Regions from separate parts of the Homo sapiens genome. Here region 2 is linked to region 1. Evidence: read pairs that join two places in POLR2A ChIA-PET (ENCODE). Cell type or tissue: OCI-LY7. All regions are shown on one strand. Each heading gives the region's core, and the rest is flanking DNA. Links, peaks and the distances in the headings are about the cores only.

Region 1 (2,904 bases), core at 233-2,732:
TAGAAAATACTTTTAAGAAAGAATAATAAAAAGAAAATAAAGACTTTTGCAGTCATTATGTTTATAAATTGTAATTAACTCCCAAATAGAGAAGATTAGAAATTCCAGGGCTGACCTTTGGAAATATTACCAGCTAATGGGTGGAAGAAAAGGAGATTGATCATAAGCCCTTTAGAGAGAGCCCAGGCCATTCCCATCAGAATCCCAGGAGTTTTCATGGTTTCCTAAGAAGCCACCCTCCTGATCCTGAGAAATAATTCTGCCCTCTGGGAAGACAATACCCAGGACGGTCATGGCTGAGTACAAGATTGACCTTTCAGTATTGACCTCCCCTGGGACCAGCATTTGCTCTTGGTCTCTGGAGTAGCTGGTCCTGGGACCAGTCTGATTGGAAGGCATTCTAATAAAACAGGTCTGGCTTTGGTAGGAGACTGAGGAAAGAGAAGCATTCTGTTACTCAATCCTCACAACAGTCTTATGATTTCAAAGACAGAGGTCTAGAGAGGCTAAGTAAGGTGCCCAGGGGCACCTGGCTAGTAAATGATAGAGTCAGGATTCAAGTGTCAGGCTCTGCCTTTACTTCACCCTGTATGCACTCTCAAAGAGACTCAGTTTAACTTTCTGAAATGCTTCTCAACATGGACTGAGAGATCATCTGAGAACTACAGAGATTAAGAACTAGGTATTTTCCAGAGGTGGTAATTATAGCTGGCACTTCCTTCTATAGTTTTTTACCATATACCAGGCACTGTTTTAAGTTTTAGGTGCTTTAAATGTGTATGAACCAATTTAAATCTTCATAGGGCCCTATAAGGGAAGTCTTTTTATTATCCCCATTTTGCAGATAGGAAAAATGAGGCATGGAGAAGTTAAAACTGGTGAAAATCACATACCTGATAATGAGTAGAGTGGGAATTGAACCCAAGTAGTCAAGCTTCAGAATCCATTCTCCTAATAGCCATGCTATATTGCATCTTTGAAATAGACGCTGGTGAATATAGTAAAGGCAGGTTTAGTGGAATGATAGAATAGAAGCCAAATTTCAGGAGAGGAACCGTGCCTTTAAAAAATATACTTGTGTAATCCCAGCACTTTGGGAGGCCGAGGCAGGCGGATTACCTGAGGTCAGGAGTTCAAGACCAGCCTGGCCAACATGGTGAAACCCTGTCTTAGCTAAAAATACAAAGAATTAGCTGGGCATGGTGGCAGGCGCTTGTAGTCCCAACTACTCAGGAGGCTGAGGCAGGAGAATCGCTCGAACCCGGGAGGCGGAGGTTGCAGTGAGCCGAGATTGCGCCACTGCACTCCAGCCTGGGCGACAGAGCAAGACTCCATCTCAAAAAAATATATACTTGTGGAATTAGGCAAGAATTAGGAATAGTTATTTTATTTTGTCAAATGCTTTTGTCAAATTCTGCATTTACTGAGGTTATTGTGTGGTTTTTTGTTTTTTAGTTTGATATATGGTAATTATATTGACTTTCACATATTAAACCAACCTTGCATCTCTAGGATAAAGCTTACTTTGTTCTGATGTATTCATTATCCTTTTCACATATTCAGTTTACTAAAATTGTGTTTAAAATTTTTACATCAATGCCCAAGAATAATATTGGTCTGTATTTTTCTTTTCTTGTAATGTCTGTGGTTTTGCTGTCAGGGCAATACTGGCCTTGTAGAATAAGTTGGAAAGTGTTTCCCCCTCTTCAATTTTTTTTTTTTTTTTGAGAGACAGGATCTGGCCTTGTCATCCAGGCTGGAGTGCAGTGGCATGATCTCGGCTCACTGCAACCTCTGCCTCCTGGGCTCAAGCCATCCTCCCACCTCAGCCGAGTTCCTGAGTATTTAGGATTGCAGACACGTCACCACAGCCAGCTAATTATTTTGTATTTTTTGTAGACTTGAGGTTTCACCATGTTGCCAGGCTAGTCTCAACTCCCGACCTCAAGCGATCCGCCTGCCTTAGCCTCCCAAAGTGCTGGGATTACAGGTGTGAGCCACCACACCTATCTTCTCTTCAATTTTTTTTTTTTCTTAAGATGGAGTCTCGCTCTGCCCAGACTGGAGTGCAGTGGTGGCGATCTCAGCTCACTGCAATGTCCGTCTCTCAGGTTCAAGTGATTCTCATGCCTCAGCCTCCCGAGTAGCTGGGACTACAGGTGTGTGCCACCATGCCCAGCTAATTTTTGTATTTTTTAGTAGAGAGGGAGTTTCACTGTGTTGGCCAGGCTGGTCTCCAACTTCTGATTGCAAGTAATCCACCTGCCTCAGCCTTCCATAGTGCTTGGATTCATCCAATACACCTGGCCCTTTCTTCAATTTTTAAAACAGAGTGAGTGTCGCATTGGTATTGTATCTTCCTTAAATGTTTATAGAATTTAAGCCTTCTAGTGAAGCCTTCTAGGCCCAGGGTTTTCTCTGTAGGAAGATTTTAAATAACTGATTTCTTTAATAGATATAGGGAAATCCAGATTTTCCTTTTTTTTTTTTAAATGAGCTTTAGTAGTTTGTATCTTTCAAGGAATTTGTTTCATCTAAGTTGTTGGATTTATTGGCATAAAGTTAATTATGGTATTCTATTATTCCTTTAAGATCTCTACAATTTGTAATGATGTTTTCCTTCTCATTCCTGATATTGGTCATTTGTATCTTCTTTTTTTTCCTGATCAGCTTGGCTAGAGGTTTATAAATTTTATTGCTCTTTTTAATAAGTAATTAGCTTTTGGTGAATTTATTTTTCTCTGTTTTTCTATTTTCATTGGATTTTGCTTGCTTCAGATTTGACTTGCTCTTTTTCTAGTTTCTTAAGGTGAGAAGCTACAATCATTGATTTGAGACCTTTCCTGTTTTCTCATATAGGGGTTTAGTGCTATAAATTTCCCCTTAAGTACTGCTTTAGCTGCA
Region 2 (2,904 bases), core at 206-2,705, 540 kb after region 1:
GCCGGCCTCGGCTTCCCAAAGTGTTGGGATTACAGGCGTGAGCCACTGCACCCAGACAATTTAGAACTTTAAAATACAATATAGTCCAGCATCGGCCAGATCCTTGCCATCCCAGTGTTGTCCACCACTGTTCTTAGTTTGTCCTCAGCTCAGGGGCCAGGGAGGGACTTTTATGCCATCCCTCTTTCTCTGATAGAGAGGAATCTAACCCTCCCTAGGGGGGCATGTCTTTTTTCCTTCTCAACAACTTCATGTTCTTTCACCACCTTAATAATCAAGCATTTCCTTCCCAACAACAACTAAAGGGACCAGGAAAGACTTACAGAAGAAAGTGAAAGATTTTTATCTCACTTCAAACAGAAATTTACTTTTAGGCTGTCACTGTCTCCTCCCAGCTTATCTGAGCTAACAGGAAGCGAATGAAGGCCTGTGATTCAGCTGCAGGCAGCGGGTATGCCTGAGCAGGTCACACCCATTTGGTCTCTTTTGCCAGGAAAATAAAAAAAGAACCTAAGAGAACGGTCTTCACATTTTGAATGCGCAACATTGTATCTGTGAATGAAGGCAAGAGTTAACAGCTGTTTAATTGATAACTGCTCGCATCATTAGTTGCTGGCTAACAACTGGGAAATCAGAAAATGTCTTGTAGAAAAATGTAAGAAAAGTTCCAACAATACTGACTTAAACACGACAAAGGTGAAAACAGAAATGCTGACTCCTGCATAGGTTATCGGCCCTAATGTTCTGACTTGATATTTCCAGATGCCCAGCTCTGCGCTAATATCAACACCGTCTATTTACTTTCTACTCTGAGGCATTCGCTCTGCAGGATTCCAGACCCTACTAAATTATTCACATGGCCCCAACCGGTCCTTCCTTGTTCCGCGGTCCTAACACAATGAATGGTCCTAAGAGGAAAACGGCCTCGCGCTCCCGCTCCAGGCCCACTTCGCAGTCCCTAGTTCTCCCTACTGCCGCTCCAGTGCCAGAGCCCCTCCGAAGGCGGCCAGGACCTCCAACCACGCACAAGTCTGCAGCTCTCCCCAACTTTCCGTTCAGCTCAGTCTCCGAGGGTGCGCCAGAGCAGACACCCGGAGGAGTGGGGAGTGGCAGGGCGGGGCCGGGAGAATGCTGCCCCGGAACCCATAAATCTGGGCCCTGCCCAGGTAGGCCGGGACAGCTGGGGTGGCCTGGGCCGAGAGCCAAGAAAAGACACCCCATCTGGCAGCCCAACTTGGCGGCAACAGGTGGCCCGGCGCCCGGGGGTCTGGGAGGAAAGTCGCTCCGGGGGCGGGCCCCGTTGCCCCGCCGCGTCCCCATTGGTCATCAGGTTTCTTAAAATGTGACTCTGAATCTGTGTCCTTCCGCCGCAGAATTTAGTCCCACCGAAAGGGCAACCTGCCCGCGCGTTCCGCCGCCGCCGCCGCGCTTCCTCCTGAAGGTGACTGCGCCCGCGGGGACGCAGGGGGCGGGGCCCGGGTCGCCCGGAGCCGGGATTGGGCAGAGGGCGGGGCGGCGGAGGGATTGCGGCGGCCCGCAGCGGGATAACCTTGAGGCTGAGGCAGTGGCTCCTTGCACAGCAGCTGCACGCGCCGTGGCTCCGGATCTCTTCGTCTTTGCAGCGTAGCCCGAGTCGGTCAGCGCCGGAGGTGAGCGGTGCAGGAGGCTACGCCATCAGTCCCCACCAAGGGCCAGTCGCCCGGCTAGTGCGGAATCCCGGCGCGCCGGCCGGCCCCGGGCACGCAGGCAGGGCGGCGCAGGATCCAGGGCGTCTGGGATGCAGTGGAGCTCAGAGAGAGGAGAACGGCTCCTCACGCCTGGGGCCTGCTCTTCAGAAGTCCCCAGCGCCGTTCCTTCCAGATCAGGCGGGTCCGCCGGCTCCTTTCCCGCCCCAGCCCTACCCCCTCATTCTGGTCCCATCCTCTTCCTCCTGCCCCAATCCTCAATGCGCCTCCATCCTCGCCTGCCTTCTCTCGGTCCCTCGTGATTGATTCCACCCTTGCTTCCCCTTTCTCCGCGCCGCCTGTTCCGTGCTCGTTTTCCCCTCTTCCTCCTTAAGTCTGGTCCTTCCACCCCCTCCTCTTCAAGCTGTGCGTGTCCCCTGATTCTAATGCTTTCTGTGTAACTCATTGAAACTGCGTTCTGGTTCCCCTCCCGCGTCCATTCTCCATTCATGCGCGACCGCCCTTCCCGCGCCCCAGTTCCCTCTCGCCGCCCCTCCCCCTGCTTGCTGGTCACGTCCGCTCCCCCGCATCCCCTTCCTCGCCTGGCGTGTCCGCTCCCTCCCTCCCTCTCTGCTCTGGTCGCGCCCGCCCACTTGCTCCGGTCTCCGAGCGCGGTCCCACCCCCCTTTTCCATCACCGCCTCCCAGCTCCCAGCAGGCTCGGGCGGTGCTGAGGCCCCGTGTCCGGGGCGGGCGGGCGGAGGGCTGGGCTGGGTGCCCCGCGCGGCGGGCGGGATGCGGCGGCCCGGGGGCAGCTGGAGACTTACGTAACGTTGGCCTGCCCCGCTGCCGGGAGGCAGGGCGGTTGCCCCTGCGGCGCGGTGCCGTCCCCTGTGGCCGGGATTAGATGGGCGGCCTGCGAGGGCCTGGGAATGGCTCGGGGCCCGAGAGCTCGACCGGCCCTTGCCGGGTGGCCGCCAGGGACCACGCTCCATCTCGCCGCGGCCGGGCTGCACGTAGCGGCCGCGCCCAGGGCCCACCCCGCTTCACCGGGCGATGGCCTTGGGCCTCGTAACGGGCGGGATAAACCTCTGCAGGCTTTGCTGGGGCCTCCTGGCCCTCGCCCGTTCCGCGCCTCTCCGGCACGTTTCTTTCTTTTCCTTTCTTTTTTCTTTCTTTTTTTTTTTTTTAATTATCCGGCACATTTTTTAACAAATGCGTCCTGATTGTGGAACGCGGAG

The links. ChIA-PET counts read pairs that join two places held together with the same protein. Peaks named below come from ENCODE experiments on the same cell type or tissue, not always from the same donor. Only the 100,000 strongest peaks of a DNase experiment are listed, where the experiment ranks them.
Region 2: POLR2A ChIA-PET joins it to region 1 with 21 read pairs; 2 of 35 experiments call an interaction of 5 or more read pairs at or near these places.

Annotation. Positions count from the first base shown.
Region 1 is chr15:72,767,798-72,770,701 of GRCh38, reverse strand. The region is part of intron 3 of ADPGK (ADP dependent glucokinase); the gene reads left to right. Among named protein-coding and RNA genes, the nearest start is that of ADPGK-AS1, 14 kb to the left of the region's middle. In OCI-LY7, for the core only: no CTCF peak of the experiment used is centred there; no DNase peak of the experiment used is centred there.
Region 2 is chr15:72,229,861-72,232,764 of GRCh38, reverse strand. It overlaps PKM (pyruvate kinase M1/2), which reads left to right and starts at 1,575. Exons shown (of 11, transcript NM_002654.6): 1 at 1,575-1,649. RefSeq lists silencers at 1,134-1,633, 2,194-2,703. In OCI-LY7, for the core only: no CTCF peak of the experiment used is centred there; DNase peaks (open chromatin) are centred at 434, 1,384 and 2,224; H3K4me3 peaks cover 2,500 bases; H3K27ac peaks cover 2,380 bases.